Regions from separate parts of the Homo sapiens genome. Here region 1 is linked to region 2. Evidence: chromatin contacts called from ENCODE Hi-C or POLR2A ChIA-PET data. All regions are on one chromosome and are shown on one strand. Each heading gives the region's core, a stretch centred on a gene start or an enhancer-like site at or near the end of the contact. The rest is flanking DNA. Distances are from core to core; before and after follow the strand shown.

Region 1 (5,702 bases), core at 170-2,669, 64 kb after region 2:
CATGCGGCCGGGGCTATTGGGCCCCACCATCCATGTGAGGTATTGACTCCCAGCTCTCTCCAGTTGCCCGGACACAGGAAGGGATGACTGCCCCATCCTCAGTCAGGCAGTTCTCTCTACATCCTCGGAGGGTCCCTGCAGGCCTGGTGACTATGGATTTGGCGGGAGTCTTCCGTGTGTCTAACAGTGATGTGGGCCAGACTCCCAAATGTATCCCCAGCTCCACCCAAGCGCCAACCCAGACCTGTGGTTCCTGATCCCCTACAGAGACGGCAGGTCATCGAGTGGCCACAACATCTCCTTAGGCCCTGTCCTGCAAGGTCTCTGCAGAAGAGGGGCCAGTGTTGAAGACTGAGCACTTTGGGCAAGGTCCTTTCTTATTCTTGTCCCCACTCACACAGGCAAGCTGTGGCTTCAGAATGACAAAGTGGAACCAGGCTGTGCAGTTTCCTAGCAAATGTCCACCTGGGGCCCGAATGTGGTGTGTGGAGGGTGTGCACACTGTCACAGGCAGCCCAGGGAGGCAAGCAGTGTGACCCCCATCCACAGATGAGACTCAGAGAGGCTAAGGTGCGGGCTTAGCTCACACTGGCGAGGGGTGGTCTGGATTTGAATCCAGGCCTAGCTGATCCTCAGACAGTGCTCCTATGATCCTGATTTCTCTCTGCTTTGTCCCCAAAGCCGGGCCTCAAGGGGCCTTGGTTCCTGGCTCCAACCCAGAGAGTATCCTGGCCATCAGTCCCCAAAATCAAACATGCATCTCACCCCTTCCTACTGTGGGTCTGGAAGGATTCCTGGATGAGACCATCTTGATAATCAATGTTAGGATAATATGGTTTGGCTGTGTCCCCACCAAAATCACAACTTGAATTCTATCTCCCAGAATTCCCACATGTTGTGGGAGGGACCCAGGGAAGGTCATTGACTCATGGGGTCCGGTCTTTCCCGTGCTATTCTCATGAATAAGTCTCATGAGATCTGATGGGTTTATCAGGGGTTTCCGCTTTTGCTTCTTCCTCGTTTTTCTCTTGCCACCACCATGTAAGAAGTTCCTTTTACCTTCTGCCATGATTCTGAGGCCTCCCCAGCCATGTGGAACTGTAAGTCCAATTAAACCTCTTTTTCTTCCCAGTCTCAGGTATGTCTTTATCAGCAGCATGAAAATGGACTAATACACAGGATATCCCTTCCTTCCAGTTAAAGAGGAACACCTCATCCAGGAATTCCCGGTGCTGGGACAGCCTCCTGTTTACCCCTCGGCCTGCTCCGTCCCGGCAGATAAGGAAGAGCCACCCATTCTCTCCGCCACACCAGTGCAGGTTTCCTGCCGGACTCCAGGCAACTGCTTCCTAGCCAGGCTTTTTCCCAGGGGCTGGGGGTGGAGGCCACAGGCTCTTCAGCTTGTGAGAAAGTAGGGGAGAGGGAGCCCTAGAGAAATACCAGTAGGTAGGGAGGTGGTGAGAAGGGGCCCCGGCCTGCCTGTGGTGGGCTGTGCGAGACCCATGGGCCCTGCCCTCTAGCACACACAGAAAGCCCCTTGGCTTTCCACAGAAGACTGACCACTTTTCTCCAGCCATGACCCCTTTGCCCCTGCACCTGATGCAAAGCCAGAGGCAGAGCCACACAAGAAGCAGACTGACCCCACTGGCCACCCGGCCGGCCAGCACTGGGCAGATCTGCAGGGCTGGCTCCCCTTGGATGCACCAAGACCCAGCAGTGGGCGCCGTAGCGCCTGCCCACCAACAACAAACCTTCTCCAGCCAGCCTGGTGCCTGCCTTCTCAGCAAGCCCGATGTCACCAGACAGCCACTAATCATCTCAGAAGCCTTGCTTCCAAAGAGACAGGGCACACCTTGTTGGCTTGAAAGACCTACCCCATTTCTCTTCCTCCAACCTCATCTCCCAGGTGGGTGCAGTTCCCTGTTGGGCAGTAAAAATTCCCTACCCAACATTCACTGGTTGGTCTTTCAGTCTTTGTTTTGGTTTTCATAAAGCTCTGCTTACTACACGAGGAAGAATAATTCTTCCTCTACCTCCAAAGATGACAGAGAGCTAGGAAATCATTATAACTATAGACTGGCCTCAGATGGCCTCAGTGAGCAGATCCCAACTCCAGGCTCCCCCTACTAACTCCCACGCTGGCCTCTCAGCAGGAAGGCCCAGTTCTCCTAAATTCCCCTGGGCAGATGGGAAGCTCTCCCAGGCCTTTTTCCTTAAGACATGACTCCTCTAATGCACAACAACCTGCACAAGAACCTCTTTGTATGTTTAGGCCTCTGAATCCATCTCCCATTATTAGAGTGGGCAAAGAGCCTAGGACCAGCCCAGCAGGCTGTGTGCACTCCAGCCATACTTCTCAGTGATGTTCTTCCCCAGTGCCTGCATTAACAGATCATCTTCTCTTAAGAAATCAAAGGTCCCAGTCAATTTAGAAAGTTTATTTTACTGCTGGGTGCGGTGGCTCACGCCTGTTGACACCGAGACAAACAGAGAGAGACAGCAGAGACAAAGACCAGGGGAGAGATCTCTTGCTTCCAGCCCCTTGGGAAGCCTGCCCGTGGGTTCCATGAGGCACCCCAATTCTTCTCACAAAAATCTTTTCACTCTACTTAAAATAGACGAAGCTAGCTTCTATTTCATGAAAGTCCATCGTTCAGGGCTGAGTGTAGTGGTTCACGCCTGTAATCCCAGCACTTTGGGAGGCCGAGGCAGGCATATTACTTGAGGTCAGGAGATCGAGACCAACCTGGCCAACATGGTGAAACCCTGTCTCTACTAAAAATACAAGAATTAGCCGGGTGTGGTGGCGCACCCCTTTAATTTCAGCTACTCTGGAGGCTGAGGCAGGAGAATTGCTTGAACAGGGGGGCGGAGGTTGCAGTAAGCAGAGATGGCCCCACTGCACTCCAGCCTGGGCGACAGAACGAGACTCTGTCTGAAAAAAAAAAAAAAAAGAAATCAAAGGACTTGAAAGCTGTCTTCTCACCTGTCTGCCTCCCCTCGGTTCTCAGTCTTCTTTTCAGATATGTGGGCCTCCCAGGGAACTCCCAGAGGGAGTTAGGCATAGCCCCTGCCTCTCTCCTATCAGTTATGCATTTTGGCTGAGTTGTTTCCATGGTTAGCATTTGCTGGGGAAGTGAATGTTTCAGAGGCTATGAGGTCAAGACATTACTACTGGAGTATTTATAAACGAATGAAAGATGTAATTGCCTTGGGGCAGAATTTAAAACTCTAAGGTAAATTCTGAACATGATTAGAACTCATTAACCTTAAGGAAGTGAAGACAAAGTGTTAGCAAAGAGGCCAGCACACTTTATTTCATAGCTTTCTCCATTCCTTATTTGAAGCTAAGACCAGTAGGGTGATAGGATGGCTCTTCCTCTCCCCTTAGAGTCCCTGTGTTGTATTGGTCATGGTCCTGAGTTGCAGACAATAGAATCTATTCTAGCTGGTTTTCAGCAGGAGAGCATTTATTAAGGACATTAGAAAACTCACTGAAATGTTGCAAGGACTGGAGACACCCAAGCTTCTAGAACAACTTCCAGCACCGCACTGAAGAATGGTCCTGGTAAGGGAGCTGCCGACATTGACAACCCCAAATCACATGCATTTGCAGGTCTAAGCCATGGTCCCAGCTGGTTTCATCACTTTTTTTTTTTTTTTTAAATTTGAGACAGAGTCTTGTTCTGTCGACCGGGCTGGAGTGCAGTGGCGCCATCTCGGCTCACTGAAACCTCTGCCTCCCGGGTTCAAGTGATTCTCCTGCCTCAGCCTCCTGAATAGCTGGGATTACAGGTGTGCACCACCACATTCAGCTAATTTTTATATATTTAGTAGAGATGGGGTTTCACCATGTTAGCCAGGATGGTCTCGATCTCTTGACCTTATGATCCACCCGCCTTGGCCTCCCAAAGTGCTGGGATTACAGGTGTGAGCCACCGCGCCCGGCCTGTTTCATCACTTTCAAACCAAAGTCCATCTGATTGATAGAAACTAAGTCACATGTCTGTAGCCTTACAGCAAGTGAGACTGGGCATCCATGTCTGGCTGCCATGCTGGGAAGGTAGATCCACAATATGGGGGAAGCTTTTGAAATATGGAGAGGCTGTTAAAGTGTGGGAGTACCCAGGAATGATCACAGTCCACCACACACACAGTCCCCATTCCACAAATCACTGTGTGAGACGGGAAGTCTAGATTCAGATCTGCCTTCTTTCTAGAAGCCCCTGTTCAAGCCCTTAGTTCTAGAGCATATAAAGAAACCTGTAGAAAAAAGGTTTTGATTTTGGTGTGACTTGAAGACTCTTTTATAGTCTTCTTTTTACCAGGTATGAGAAATTTTTACAACTTCTCCCTGTTAGAAACATTCCTGTGATGGGCTAAGTTCTTTGAAGTCTCTGACTCTTATCTGCAGTTTCCTCTGCCTGGATTGCAGCTCTCTCCTCTGGTTGCATCTATAATACCTGGCCCAAACATTCAGGTGGGAGCTTGCTAAACAGGCCTGGGCTAAAATCTATCTCTGCTGCTACACAGCTGTGTGACCTTAGAAGTGTTACCTAATTTTTCTTATCCTCAGTTTATGCATCTGTAAAATAGAGGTAATATTACTGACTTCCTAGATTGTCCAGGGATTAAATGGATAATAGATGAAAAGAGACCACATAAATGGTAAACACACAGGATTATGTCCCTTCCTCTCCTTTCTTATGACGTTTTGTGCACTCCTGGGTTACAATACTTACACTAAACTGTGCCATTTGGACATTCACCTATTTTTAAACTATTGGGTAGACAGCCCCTTCTCTGCTGTGTGGCCCGCTGCTTTCTTGCAATGTAAAAAAATACAATATTGAAAAGGAAGGCTAAAATCATCTGTTTTCCAAGTACATTAAAAAATTATTAAATAATGTTAAATTACTCCGTCATTTGCAAGTAGTCTTATATTTGACTCTATTCGCTAGAGGAAACCTTGCTAAAAGTTTTGTTATATCATTCTATTTTATTTGCAACTTATTTTTTTTTCCCTAACGATGTACCATGAATATCTTTACAGGTGAGTTCATAAAAATCTACATCATTCTTTTAAAGGGCTACCACGTATTCCATAGCTTTCTTTAACCAGGGCTCTTCTGGTGGACAGCATTTTTTTTGAATTCTTGTGATGAACACTCCCATACATAGACGTGGCACACACATATTTCATCATTTCTGGAGGGGAGATTTCTAGAAATGAGACTCTTCTATCACAGACTATAAACATCCACGGTGTTGTCAGAAACTACCCTTTCAAAATATTGTGTTGATTTTCACCCATCCAAACAGTACCTCTTTCGCCCACATCCTTTCCAACACTGGAAGCCATCTATCTAAAATTCTGGACAACTGTGTAAGTTCAAATGGTAAGTCAACTAGTGAATAGATTGTCCATTTGTAACCCTCCTTCTGTTGAGTGCCGGGTTATTTCATTTGCCCACTTTTCTATTGGTTCTCTTTTCTTTTACATTTGTATGATAGAGATATTAATCCTTTGTTTGTGAGAGGTGTTGTAAAATTGATTTTTCTTCCAAGCAGTCATTTATCTTGTAATGATTTGTTTACTACTCTGCACTCTTGGAAGGCAGGGGCCGTGTCTTATTCAGGCTCCAGTAACTGAGACAGTAGCTGGCTTATTGCAGGCTCTCAGCAGTGTCTGTTGGATTAAT
Region 2 (4,984 bases), core at 383-2,882:
GTGGCCAGGCCAGGTCAAGTACAAACAGGGCTAGATGCTGAATTTACGTGTGACATGCATTGCAATATTCATTTCTTCTTTGTTCCACAGAGACTGCAGGCAGCAGGGTAGCCTTTCCAGGTGCTATAAAGAGTCATTTCTCTGGGACCCAGACTTCAGTCTGAGTATCTTCGCAGCAGATGTGTCCTGTGGGTGGTACCACTTGGTGTCACACCCTCCATCCCATGCCTGCAGCTCCTTCTACAGCACTCAGCTCTGTGCACATCTTGGCATTATCTGGGTCTGCCTCTCTCTGTTTTCCCTGTGGCCTGGTGTCCCTCTGCGGGTGCCCAGTCACACACCTGCACGGGGGGAGGGCCACACACCGTGGACAGCAGTGGAAAGAGCACTGGGCTTAAAGTCAAGGGACTGGGCTGAAGGAGTTCGGGAAGTGCCACCCAAACACGGTATGCCAGCTACCTTGAACCGAAGGCACTGGGCAGCACAGGATGCAGGCGGAGGCTTGCTCTGAGCTGCCTTTGTCTGCCTAAAGACGGACCCTCCAAAGGGACCTCAATTATCATGAATCCCCCTCCCCAGGAAATTCATGAGCCAGGGGAGACTCGCATCACAGCAGAGGGGACTGAAGGTTGATGCCATGCCCAGGCCAACTTTGTCATAGGCTACCCATATTCTCCCAAGGGCCCATTCATCTTTCCCCAAATCATTCATTCTCCCCATGGCACCTCCATCCCCTCTCCTGCCTCCGCGGTGAGTCAGGCGCATAAGCTTCTAGGTCTCTCATTGGTTTGGAGATATTCACTTTTCTTTCCCATGATGCATCCATGTGCATAATAAATGTGGTCACCCTTCCTCCTGCTAATCCGCCTGCTGTCAGTTTATTCCATAGACTCCATTATGGAGCACTCAGAGGGTAAGGTTTCCCCTCTTCCACGGAGCCTTGCTGAGCCTCAGTTTCCCTATGAGGCAGGCATACTTCACCATCTCCTTTCAGGCTGGATATTCATTCTAAGGCCACACATGAATATGAGAATATTCAGGCCTTTTAGGTAGAATATTCTAAGAATCTTAAACGATGGTACCTCTTAGTGGAAGCAGTATTCTGACAAACCAATGGGGCAGGGAGGGTGGGAAATGGTGTTTTATGGTCACTCTGGGACCCCAGGCAAGGTAATCCTAATGGAAGCTCAGGCTTTTGGGGCGGGCTTTTTTTTTTCCTGTCTACGAATGGAAACATGAAGCAGATTTCGCAGTATCTCCCAGGGAACTGGACAGTCTACTTTGGGGCCGGCGCAGAAGAGATGACCCCTGACCACCTCCCGGTGTGCTGGCTGCGGCTGGACCCGAGGGCGCGTCCTCCCGAGCCTCTGCGGCTACTCTTCTCGCCGCCCCCAGGTGGTGCTGCAGGACCACAGCCTCGAGGCTCCTCCGCCCCAGGTGCCCGCCCGGCAGCCCCAGACCTGCCTGGATTTACTCCCTTCAGCGGGAGGAGACACCAAGAGGCCGACGCGTAAATTCCAGGCCTGGCCTTCTTCCAGCGCTCCAAAACCTTCTGGAGCCTTCTCAATCAATAGACTCAAAGGCTTTTAGCGTGTCCCTGCCACTTGACGTCAGAGGTGACACGGGTCTGTGAGCCTGGCTGCTGGAATTCACACTCAGCCAACACCCAGCTCGGGGCTGTTCCCCTTGAGCCTGTCCCAGTGCCCGGAGGGGCCTCTTTCCCTCATTCCTCCCCTTCTAGAAACCCTAGACACAGCGCCAACACCACACCCGGAGGCGCCGGCCTCAGGGGAGAAACCACAGTATACACACACCACACATACTATGTGTACACACACTACACAGTGGACACCCACCACACGCACAATACACATGCACGACACCCTGCACACACGTGCCACAGGTCAGCCTGGAAGCACGATCACAGAATGGGAGTCCTGTGGTGAAATCCTCGCTGATCTAGAAACAGCTGCACGGCCGCCCTTCCCGGGGAGAGTCCCAGGTCCTCAGAAGAGCCCCAAGTTGCAGCCCGGCCCATGCCTACCTGCAGCCCTGCAGCAGCAACACACCTGGAGGCAGAGAGAACTTTGGAATATGCTAGAAAGCCAGTAAGCGCACATCTCCTCAGAGCTTTGCTACTTTTGTCAAGAGTTCCATGCTACTTTATGAGGTAATGGAAAGACAAGGTTAAAGCTGATTGAGCTCAAGCTACATCTTTTACATGTTAAGGGCCCTCATTGGACCCTGACCCTGGCTACTCATGAGGGAGACTTTTCCTCCCTCTCCTGTGGGCCTGTGTGAGCCAGGCATGGAGCTTTGCCTGGGCACTGGTCCTTCCCCCCCAGGGCTGTGAGGGCAGGATCCATGGCCCTGGCAGAGTGAGGCTGGGGCCGGCATTGGAGCCTGAGGGGCAGGAGACCCCAGAGAGTTCCTCCGGAGCAGCACAGGGTGGGCATTGGGGTCAGAGCCTGTGGCCTTCAAACCTGGTTGCTCACACTACTGCTTCTCAGTACAGCCAAGGTGGTGCACGAATCCAAGAGAAAAGGTGAACGGAGAAGCCCGGTCCTGTGGGCCAACCCCAGGGAATGCGCTTCTTGGAGAACTGGGAGGCCTGAGCCCTGTCCTGTGGCTGGGGACAGTCCAATCTGTGATGCAGTAGATGCTGGGGGCCTCACGGAGGGCTCTGAGCTGAGGGTCCTTTCCACCCCCAGCCCAACCTCAGGGCCAAGAAAAGAAGGTGCTCAGTGACCCCGCACGAGCTCTTTCCCGGGTGCGCGAATTTCATGCAGTTATATTAAAATAGAAATACTCAAAGCCGCTTGGACCCAACTGACTAGCTGGGCATTAACATGGTGCCTAGGTAGGTAGGGCCTTCCTGGATTCCAGCTGTTGGACCCTTTTCTCAACAATGCTTACTTACACAAGCAACTAGGGATTGGCCCCCAAAATGAGGATTGCTGGGACTTGCAAATGATAATTGTCACCAAATAGGGTCTGGATAATTAGAATGAAGGATGATTAAAAGCGTGAGGAATCTTGGAAGTTTAAAGAGTCCAGCCTCTCCACGAGTGTAGGAATTCATTCTCATTCTCCCGGCAGGGATGATCCGGCCTCTGTGTGAACACTTCTAGGGACAGGGCACCCCCTTTTGGAAATCAGACCACTCCAGTATTAAAGAGTTTATTATTCACTCCTGCGTGGGCGTAAAATCTGCCTTCTGAGACTTTGGCCTGCGGGTCTGAATTCCACCTCTGAACCTCCAGAGAGGAGCCTTCCCCTCCCACTCAGCAGGTCACCCATGTCTCTGTCACTGACCACTGTCCACAAAGGGGCTGTTTAAGAGGGCAAGGGTGAGTTGGCAGCTACTTGGATCAAGGCGACCTGCCACACTCATTCTGGGGAAGTCACCAGAGTACATGGCCGAGGCTGGAAGGCAGATGTTTGAGTCTGTCAGAGTCTGTGCATTGACAGGATCCAAAAGCCTGGGGCAGCAGATGAGAGGTTCACAGCTGCTATGTACCCCTCCCCACGTGGAAAGGCAGACACAGGGGGACCCGTGGCCCTCACGTAGAATGCGTGGTCTCCAATGGTGGCCTTGGACCCCTCTTCCCCTGTGATCAGCCCCAGCAAGAAGCGAGGCTGTCCCCCTTCCCCCTGTGTCGAGCCATAGAAGGAGCAGCAGTCCTGGGCCCAGCCTTTAGCAGTCCTGGCAGTTTCCTCTTTCTCTTGGGAAAAGCCAGCGACCACACTGTAAAGCAGCGCTGATGAGTCTCCTGAACAGTGAGCACACATGTAGGGTAGAAGCTTCAACTCTCCTCTACCTGACCATCTTCAGTCATCATCCATGCCCCAGTTGTACCACGGCTGGTGCCAGCACAGCCCTGCAACCCTCCTGCTTCTGCTCAGGACTCCACTGCCTGCTGCTCCTAAGCCCCTCTGCTGGCTGCACTGCCCAAGCCGGAACCTGGCTGGGGGCCTCCCTCCTCCCTCTGGCCTCTTCTCCCCAGCCTGGAATGGCCCAAGCCCTGATGGAGGAATAAACGTTCCAGCAGCCAGAGCTGGAGAAACATCTGAACGAGGTCACAGATTGGCGTTGATGGATGGACCCCCAGGTTTCCTGAGGGCCTCATAATTTTTTTTTTTTTTTTGAGACAGTCTTGCTCTGTTGCCCAGGCTGGAGTGCAGTGGCGCCATCTCGGCTCACTGCAACCTCCACATCCCAGGTTCAAGCAATTCTCCTGCCTCAGCCTCCCAAGTAGCTGGGATTACAGGCACCTGCCACCACGCCCAGATAATTTTTGTATTTTTAATAGAGAGAAGGTTTCGCTGTGTTGGCCAGCCTGGTCTCAAACTCTCAACCTCAGGCGATCCACCCTCAGCCTCCCAAAGTGTGAGCCACACCTGAATTACAGGTGTGAGCCACCATGCCGGGCCTGAAGGCCTCATAAATATTGATTCCATTCCCTCTCTGTCCCTTGCAGCTCTGCTGAAGGATTAGCATGTTGTGGCGGCTTCCGGAGGAGGAAACGAGGGTAACGGAATGCATTGAAACCCAGAGTGCAGGGTCCCTATGCAGCATGGAGTGAGAGTCGGATGGTCGCCTCACTGTGCATGTCCCATCCCCTCCCCAGGGCAGCTACAGACATTACCTCATCTCTCTAAGAGTCTCTGGGACAGGAGGGGAACGTGGCTCTCCTTCCCCTGCTCCCCACACCCAGCCCCATGTGGCACCAGGAAGGCAGGCAGAGCCTGGCAAGGCAGAGCAGGCAGCCCAAGGGTGCTCACAGGACCGAGTAGAACCCACCCTCATATATGGCCCCAGAGAAAGGGTCCCCTGGAGCCCTAGCCAACCCCTGCCTCTTGGGGACGCGAGGTGGCCCTCTGGGGCTGAAGCCTGCTGCACCCTCCACCTCATGGCCAGGGCAAGGGTCCTGGACCCAGAGATCTGCCGGCCTCACTTCTGTTCCCCTGCTCCCTGGCCTTC

Evidence for each region. Hi-C counts contacts between places; a loop is a spot of excess contacts on that map. ChIA-PET counts read pairs that join two places held with the same protein, here RNA polymerase II (POLR2A). Pooled maps may share reads with other maps.
Region 1: a loop to region 2 is called in a map of heart right ventricle, with 2.4 times the contacts of the local background. The contact joins two enhancer-like sites. A Hi-C loop is called at or near these places in 12 of 168 maps with a recorded cell type or tissue (Caco-2, HepG2, PC-3 and 5 more), 1 of 37 single-sample maps with no recorded cell type and 6 of 50 pooled maps. POLR2A ChIA-PET finds 5 or more read pairs at or near these places in 3 of 52 experiments (H1, MCF 10A and WTC11).

What each region holds. Positions count from the first base shown.
Region 1 is chr1:223,013,093-223,018,794 of GRCh38, reverse strand. No RefSeq gene overlaps it. Among named protein-coding and RNA genes, the nearest start is that of TLR5, 130 kb to the left of the region's middle. Within about 2 kb of position 1,419, at least 3 of the 41 ENCODE cell types and tissues checked have a DNase peak (open chromatin) inside an H3K27ac peak, as active enhancers do; they include heart right ventricle, where a contact is called at or near this core.
Region 2 is chr1:223,078,004-223,082,987 of GRCh38, reverse strand. No RefSeq gene overlaps it. Among named protein-coding and RNA genes, the nearest start is that of TLR5, 63 kb to the left of the region's middle. RefSeq lists an enhancer at 3,862-4,375. Within about 2 kb of position 1,632, at least 25 of the 41 ENCODE cell types and tissues checked have a DNase peak (open chromatin) inside an H3K27ac peak, as active enhancers do; they include heart right ventricle, where a contact is called at or near this core.